Regions from separate parts of the Mus musculus genome. Here regions 1 and 2 are each linked to region 3. The links are chromatin loops, found by intact Hi-C in ENCODE. Cell type or tissue: left cerebral cortex. All regions are shown on one strand.

The links. Hi-C counts contacts between places; a loop is a spot of excess contacts. Peaks named below come from ENCODE experiments on the same cell type or tissue, not always from the same donor. Only the 100,000 strongest peaks of a DNase experiment are listed, where the experiment ranks them.
Region 1: a loop joins it to region 3, with 4 times the contacts of the local background. A loop is called at or near these places in 3 of 42 quality-filtered maps.
Region 2: it touches region 3 in a loop (3-fold over the local background); 4 of 42 quality-filtered maps call a loop at or near these places.

The regions. Positions count from the first base shown.
Region 1 is chr1:21,406,090-21,408,589 of GRCm38, reverse strand. The region is part of intron 11 of Kcnq5 (potassium voltage-gated channel, subfamily Q, member 5); the gene reads left to right. Among named protein-coding and RNA genes, the nearest start is that of Khdc1b, 24 kb to the right of the region's middle. In left cerebral cortex, no CTCF peak of the experiment used is centred here; no DNase peak of the experiment used is centred here.
Region 2 is chr1:20,938,260-20,940,759 of GRCm38, reverse strand. It overlaps Paqr8 (progestin and adipoQ receptor family member VIII), which reads right to left. Exons shown (of 3, transcript NM_028829.4): 3 at 1,110-2,500. The region is part of intron 1 of Gm51618 (a long non-coding RNA gene); the gene reads left to right. Among named protein-coding and RNA genes, the nearest start is that of Efhc1, 12 kb to the left of the region's middle. In left cerebral cortex, CTCF peaks have their summits at 413, 612 and 1,539; DNase peaks (open chromatin) are centred at 455 and 1,519.
Region 3 is chr1:21,217,346-21,219,845 of GRCm38, reverse strand. It overlaps Tmem14a (transmembrane protein 14A), which reads right to left and starts at 1,271. Exons shown (of 5, transcript NM_029398.3): 1 at 957-1,271. The region is part of intron 1 of Gm28836 (a long non-coding RNA gene); the gene reads left to right. In left cerebral cortex, a CTCF peak has its summit at 1,267 (motif pointing left); DNase peaks (open chromatin) are centred at 347, 1,087, 1,223 and 2,040; H3K4me3 peaks cover 1,475 bases; H3K27ac peaks cover 1,518 bases.

The DNA.
Region 1 (2,500 bases), 190 kb before region 3:
GTAATGGTTGCTTATGTGGGGGAGGCGAGGAAGACAGTCTAAGATCTTTGTATTTCTGCTTCACAAAATATGTATAAAGCAGAAAAGACCATCTCTTCCAGTCCTGTTGAAGCTAAGGCATCGTGAATGCACTATGCACACACGTGTGTGTATACATGTTCATGTGAGTGGCTACATAGAGGGATATGTGCGGGTGGAGGTCAGAGATTGACATTTGATGGCTTCCTCTATGGATTGGTTTTTTGAGGCAGGATCTCTCACTGAACCTGGAGCCCCAGCTGTGCCTCAGTTTGTATGTGAATACATACTCGGCATCTAGACCTTCAAAACCAAGGTTCCCCAGCGCCAGACTTTCTTTACTTTTTACTGAAAAATCTTGCCTAAGCGGTTTTAAGAAAACAAACAAACAAACAAACAAACAGATTACTGAGTCTGATAGAGCATGTGCCTTTAATCCCAGCATTCTGGAGGCTGAAGGCATGCTGATCTCTGTGAGTTCAAGACCAGCCTGGTTTTCAAACTGAGTTCCAGGGCACCCAGAGCTTTTACAGAGAAGCTATGTTATGAAAAGACAAATAAATAAATAAATAAAATTTAAAAAGAAAAAGATAAAAGGAGGAAGCAGAGGAGGAGGAAGAAGGAGGAGGAAGAGGAGGAGGAGGAAGAAAGAGGAGGAAGAGGAGGAGGAGGAGGAGGAAGAGGAGGAGGAAAAGAAGAAACAAACACAGAATCCCTTTTCTGAATAAGAATATTGATGTTGAAAAATATGGTAAAGAGCTAGGATGTTGTGGATGAGTGATTCAACAGTAATTAGGATATAAATAATTTGAGGTTAAAGATACAATTAGAAGATAGAGTTGGGGGTTTTTTAAACTACTAAACAACTTGGATTCAGTCAGCTAACCTATCACATCAGATAGGTAATAGATAGTTTCTCTCTAAACTCTAATCTTTCCACTTTTGACCAAAGCATCATAAATTTTAGTTTTTAGAACAGAGCCTAGTTCCCTGTCTGGAATCCATGACTGTTGTAATAGGGATCAGTGAGCTATTTAATAGCTGAAAAACACCATCAGGTTTAACATTTACCACCTATGAGGCTGCACAGATTAATTAAAATGTCACACTCCTTTGCCTTTAGCAGGCGCTTTATGACACTATTGCAGTCACTAATTACCAAACCAAATGAGCTACTTGATGGCATCATGAAAGTGACTGGTGAAATACTACTTTAAAATCTGGGGCTCGGGCTAATGGGAGCTTTCTAATGAATGAACTCTTATCCCTTAAAAAAATGTTTATATCCAAGTTTCATTGATAATTGTGCTTAAAAAGAAAAAGTGGCTAGCTAATCCAAAACTATATGCAGAAATAGTTTACGGAAATTTTTACAAATTCAAAACTAGTATGCATTATTTTGAGATTTGCAAACATACTTGCATCTCAAAAATGCATACAAGATGCTTGCAACCTAGCCTGGCAACCTAAATTTGACCCCTGGGATACACATGATTGGAAGAGAGAATGGACTACTTTAGGTTGTGTTCTAACTCCACATGTGGTTGTGGCATATATGTATGCAGAAAGAGAGAAAAATAGAAAGAAGGAGGGGGGGAAGGGAAGGAAGAAGGGAGGGAGGAAGGAAGATGTAATTTCATAAAAGACCACTTGGACAACTATTCTGTTTATGGAGGAAGGCTTGCTTGAGAGTGGTGTGTGTGTGTGTGTGTGTGTGTGTGTGTGTGTGTATTTGTCTCACTGTGTGTATGTACCTATGTGGGCATGTATGTGTGCGTACAGATGTGCATGTGAGTGCACATAAAGTTCAGATCAAATGCTTTCCTCAAATTCCACCCTATCTTTTGAGATAGAATCTCTCACTAATCCTGACTCACCAATCTAGCTATGCTGGCCGGCAAGTCAGCCCCAGGAATCCAGCTGCCTCCACTCCCCCCAGCATTGAGACTACAGGTGTATGCCACCAGAACCAGTATCTTTACATGAATGCCAGAGATCCAAACTCAGGTTTCCTCATCCTTGTATGACAAACAGTTTTCATAAATGCATCATTTATGCATTTATGCAGTATGCTCTATTTTTAAGATCTTATATTTTGATCGTAATGTATCTTGAATGTCTGTGGTCACAAAGAATTGCATTTGACTCTAGTTTTAATTGGAGATTTCAATGAGTATTAAACAGATATAACACTTAATATTTAGTTTCTTTCATAGTGTGTGTTGCTATGCTGTGTGTCTCACATGAAATATTCTTAATAATGCCCTCTTTAAACTCTGGCTTTTATACTGCATTACTGTAGGAGCATAAAATAATTTAATACATGATTTTTGCTTCCAGGAGTTTCATGTGTGTATATATTTAACAACCTAAGGCAGCATTGCATATGCTAAGCAAGTCTCCTAACACTGAGTTGTATCTTTGGTCTTTTTTCATCCTGAGACAGGATGTTGCTAAGTTTTCCAGGCTGGCCATGGAAGCA
Region 2 (2,500 bases), 280 kb after region 3:
CATACTTAAAGGCAAAACACCACACTCATAGAATAAACCAAACTAAACCAAGCCAAGCCAAACTCACCCTAGCTCTCCCGCTCACACTTCTTCCTGACTTTTTCTCCTGGCACCGATAACACAATGAATACACTTCATCTACTCGGTTTTCTGTTTGTCTACAACTAAGGGTACTGTGTGCTTTCTTTGCTACTGGGTTCCAGGGGCTTAGAGCAAAGCCTGGTACTCGGCAGTCCTAGCTGTTTGCGAGATGACTATCAGTGGATTCACGTACGCAGTTTTCAGGCTGGGCGTGCTGGGCTCGCTGGGCTCGCTGGGCGGGCTGGGCGGGCTGGGCGGGCTGGGCTCCAGCTAAAGGCTCTCTAGCACAGTCCTTGCTGGGCATCTGAGTCTGAGGAGGCATGTCATACAGTTCTCTCAACAGGAGAGCCAGTGCGCCACCTACTTTGTCTGCTAACCTGGCGTCATCAGGTTATGTACATGGCGTAACGTCGGGAGGGGGTGCAATGGAGCTCTTGGCATTCCTGTAAGCTGAACTGAATGAAGACTGCTGATTTCGTACTTTATAAAATGAAAGCAGTCAGTTGCTTAAAAACCTTTAGTTCCTTCCCCTGCCTCCAGGGACTTTTGGATGGCATTAACATACATTTTACTATTCAAAATGGTTTGATAAAACCTTTTTCTTTTCCCTCAAAACATTTGTTATTAAATAGGTCTATGGATTATCTTTTCCTCTCACTTTTCTACATTTTTTTCAATAATCAGATATTGCTTTTAAAAAACAAAATCAAGACAAACAAAAGACCCACCTTTCCACCGATCTTTCTGCACAGCTCCTTGAAAGGCAGGGAACCTTTGTAAAGCTCCACCCTTCTACTCTTAGCTCCTATCTGTCGGAGGAAGCCAATTGCTTGGGCAAGGGACAATCCCAGTGACACATGACGGGGATTTGGGGTTAGGCAAGATTATCAGACAACTTTCACGGAAGAATCAAACACTATTTTCAAAAAAACTCTGTGGATCTGACTTTGTGATCCACTCAGGCTGATTCTGAAGAACACAACAATGTAATTCATAATTTTTATATCTCAAAATAATGTAGGCCAAAATCAATTCAAAATCCAAGATCTTTAATAAGATTGTGATGTAGCTAGGAATATCTACGCAATTATACTGAAATCTGCAGAGAAATCAACTCCACATTTCTTCGAAGGGTAGTTTATTCTGCAGTAGACTTATTTTTCAAAGTTTTTATATCTTCCTAGTTTTAGATAGGTGTAGTGTTCAACCTCTTTCAGTTGGCAGTTGGCAGGCTAAATAAAACCCAGCTTTAGAATGAGCTCTGGGTCCATTACCAACAGGACAAAAATCCATGTGCAAAATCTGATTAATGATTATTCACGTAAGTAGGTTTATAGAGACAGAAAAAAAATCCCACACTTTTTCTTTAACCAAGCAAAACACAGATCTAGCCATGAAGCCTTGGCAACAAGCTCTGAGTGTACTGAGAGTGACAACATCACCCTCTGGAGGATGCAGGTGGAACTACAGAATAGTAACCAAACAAATGGAGGGCGACCGAAACAGGGCTAAACTACCCTCCTGTCAGGGCTCTGAATTCTATTTCAAGCTTCCAGTCTATGGCTTACACTATTGTTATTGAGAGACTTAAGAGCTGAAATTGTAACCCTGACATCTTTAAGAACTTTAAAATTAGTTTTATTAGAATTGGATATGGTGTTGGTGCAGCCTGGAATCCCAGCTCCTTGGCCGACTGCGACAGGAGAATCCATCTGGAGTTCCAGGCCAGCCTGGGATACACAGTGAGGTCCATCTCGAACAAAACAAACACCTTGAACAAGAAACAACAAAAACAGCCTTCACCGTCAAACAAAAGTCAGGATTCTGAAATGAGAAACAAGCCCCCCATGTCCAGTGTATCCTCTTCTTGAACTAAGTGGGGCCTTATATCAACCCACAAGAATCTTATTCATGAGAAAGTATAGATGACTGATGGTTTAATCTTATCAGAGGCGTTTACATATTAATGGGTTGAAAGTCTTAACTAAGAGAGGCAACAACCAAAATTTCTAGTTTTGGAGAGCAAGATAAACTATCTCCCTTATACCTTTTTAAACATTATGCTGATTTTGCAGGGTGACAAACTCCATTGTAAAATCAAGAGGCATGCATACTCCTCTTTACAATTTTTGGTTGTTACTTTTAAACTAGCCTAGTCTTTACCATCCTGATAGGCCCATTTTAATGACACTGTTTGAGGACTCTGAAGAGTTAAAAATCACCCATTTGTGTATGCATTTGTAAAGGCATTTGCATTATTCCAATTAGATACTGGTGTTTTCCCCCCACCTCAGTGCCCTCCCCAAATATCTATTATAAATACACGGTTGCTTGGCCTGGGGTGCACATCAATGGGAGAACTCTTTGTTAACATGTTGCAGGTCTTAGGTTCAAGTCCCAACTCCATAGAAATCACTTT
Region 3 (2,500 bases):
CAAACCCACACTAGTTCATCCATTGCTGACCTGCACACAGCTCCAAGCGCACTGCCCTGAGAGAATGAGTGGGTGGCTCCAATACACAGCCTGTGTGGAAGTTATCCAGTGGCTGGCCACCCCCCCAACCCACACCCACACCCCCACTGCCTCACCATCCTTGGCTACATTGTCAGGAATCCCACAATTCCTGCGTCTCCACAGAGAACTGAGTTTAGTTCTATAGAAGGGTAAAATTAATCCATTGCCAACAATTGCTTACTGTGAAAACTTACACAAGTCAGTTATCTTGCTGGCTTCTTCTGGAAAGCAAAGGACACTTGCCTCCCCGCACCTGCTTCCCAAACCCCAAAGGGTGTAAGAACTTGAAAGTTGTGGAATGTGGCTGGAAGAGGGAGGCATGTTCACTGCATGTTCATGCAACAGACAGAGGCTAGGTGCTGATATAGGACTGGAAAACGTCCTGGATGCAATGCAACAAAATTATTCACTGCTTAGCATAGGAAACTGAAAATCCCTCCGCAGCCCCACCATCTCAGGTCCTCCTGAATCTTCTCCACCCACTAAGATATCTGTAAATAAGTATGCACAAAGCATTTTCACATAAAAATAAACTAATTACCTATGATCTAAGTGGGCATGAGAGCCATTTTTGAAGCAAGTCTTGGTTGAACTTTACCTACCACCACGCCTCACCTCTGGGAAGGTAAAGAGTAAGACAGATGCGATATTTAGGGCCCCCAGGAAAGCAGAAATTCAGGAAATTGGAAGGATGAGCCAGAAAAGATCTGTGGGAGGGCAGATGCCATTCCCTCCCTCCCTCCCCAGGTCGTCTGAACTGTTTTCTGCTGTGAAGATCGAGGGACTGAAGGAGAGGGCGGATGCTCAGCAAAGAACGGTTTATTCTCATGCCTTTGCATGAAAAGTTTCTTTTAAGGGATGGATGCACAGCTCACCTGCACCCTTGAGCACTTGCTGCAGCTGGTGAAAGCGGAAAAAGCGCAAGAGTAGTCCCTCAATCCGGAAGCAGTTCTGCGCAGGCGCACTGCCTAGCTGCGACCCGCCTTAGAGAGCAGAGTGCACAGAGCTGAGTCCTCTCTGGAGCTGGTTCGTGCGTTGTAGAGTCCTGGATCCCAAGTTCTTCTACTGTCCTCGGCCTGGGAGTGGGGTGCAGCTCTGGGCCAGCAGAGGCCAAGACCCTGGGAAGTGAAGTCGCTTCCCCACCCGGCTGTGTAGGCCCCGAGAGCGCAGGGTTGGAGTCTGCTTCCCCCTGCCGGCCGGGATGATGCTTGCAGAGGGACTCCTTGGTTTAGCTAGGATCCCCCTACATCGTCATAAGAATTTTAGGAAGGTAAACAACATATACATAGTCTACAAATTGTTTCCACTTTCAGTGGAGGTGGGGACGTTCCAGAATGCGAAGGTCTTCAGGATCAGTGAAAGTTAACCTGATTTCAAGGCATGAATGCCGGTAGGTAGATAAGGGCATAGATAGCCTCCTGATCTTTTACTCTTTTACTCTGTGGGATCAAGGTATCCAGGTTTAGATGATCAGGAGGTGTGGCACATAACGCCACAGTTGGAAAGAATTTTGAGTCCTGCAAGGCTAGGGGAATCAGTTTCCAGAAAATCTCCTTACACTGACATTAAATTGTGTCTCTTGGTAAATTCTCATGCGACTCCAGTTGGGCTTTCTAGGATGGAAATAGTAATTAGGATGAACACTGTGCCCTCCCTTATACAACAGCAATCAAGGTATTCAGGAAAGCTCCAGAATTCTCGGAGGTGAGGAGTAATAGAATTACCTCAAAGACATATACATTAATTATATACATTAAACAGGTGGCATTTGTTTGTTGATCCTACACACCACACCACACACACACACACACACACACACACACACACACATTTGGAGAAGTAATGTGACTGCTTTTGAGAACTGGGAAATCTATACTGCTCCTAGAGAATTAATCAGACCCTGGAAGTGTCGCAGGGGCGCTGACATAGGGCTATGGAGTGACACGGAGCTATGGAGTTAGTCCCATCCTAAAGTTTGCTTTCAGATTCTCCTGGTTCTCTCTTCTTCCCACATCCTGATTGTGCACACGTGGCCTAGCTATCTCTGTCTCTGTCTCTCTCTGTCTGTCTCTCTCCCTTCCCCCCCCCTCCTCAGATTCAGAACTCTTTCCTACTCAAAGTCTAAAAATAATATGAAAACCCTCTTGGAAAGCTTTATTATTTCCATGGCATGCTTGGGTAAATGATGGCTCCTTTACTCACAGTGGATTTAGAGTTTGGTCTTTGTTGTTGTTCTGTTGGTCTGAAAGTTGGAGCACAGTCCTTCTTGTGCAGTCTGTTGCACTTAAACACCCCTCATACCATCAGCCCCGGCAGCAGATTAAGATATGGCTCAGAATAGACACTCAGAGATTCTCCTACTAAAGTACCAGAAGATGAAGCCGCCACAACATGCTCCTATTCAGTGATTCTAAATGAA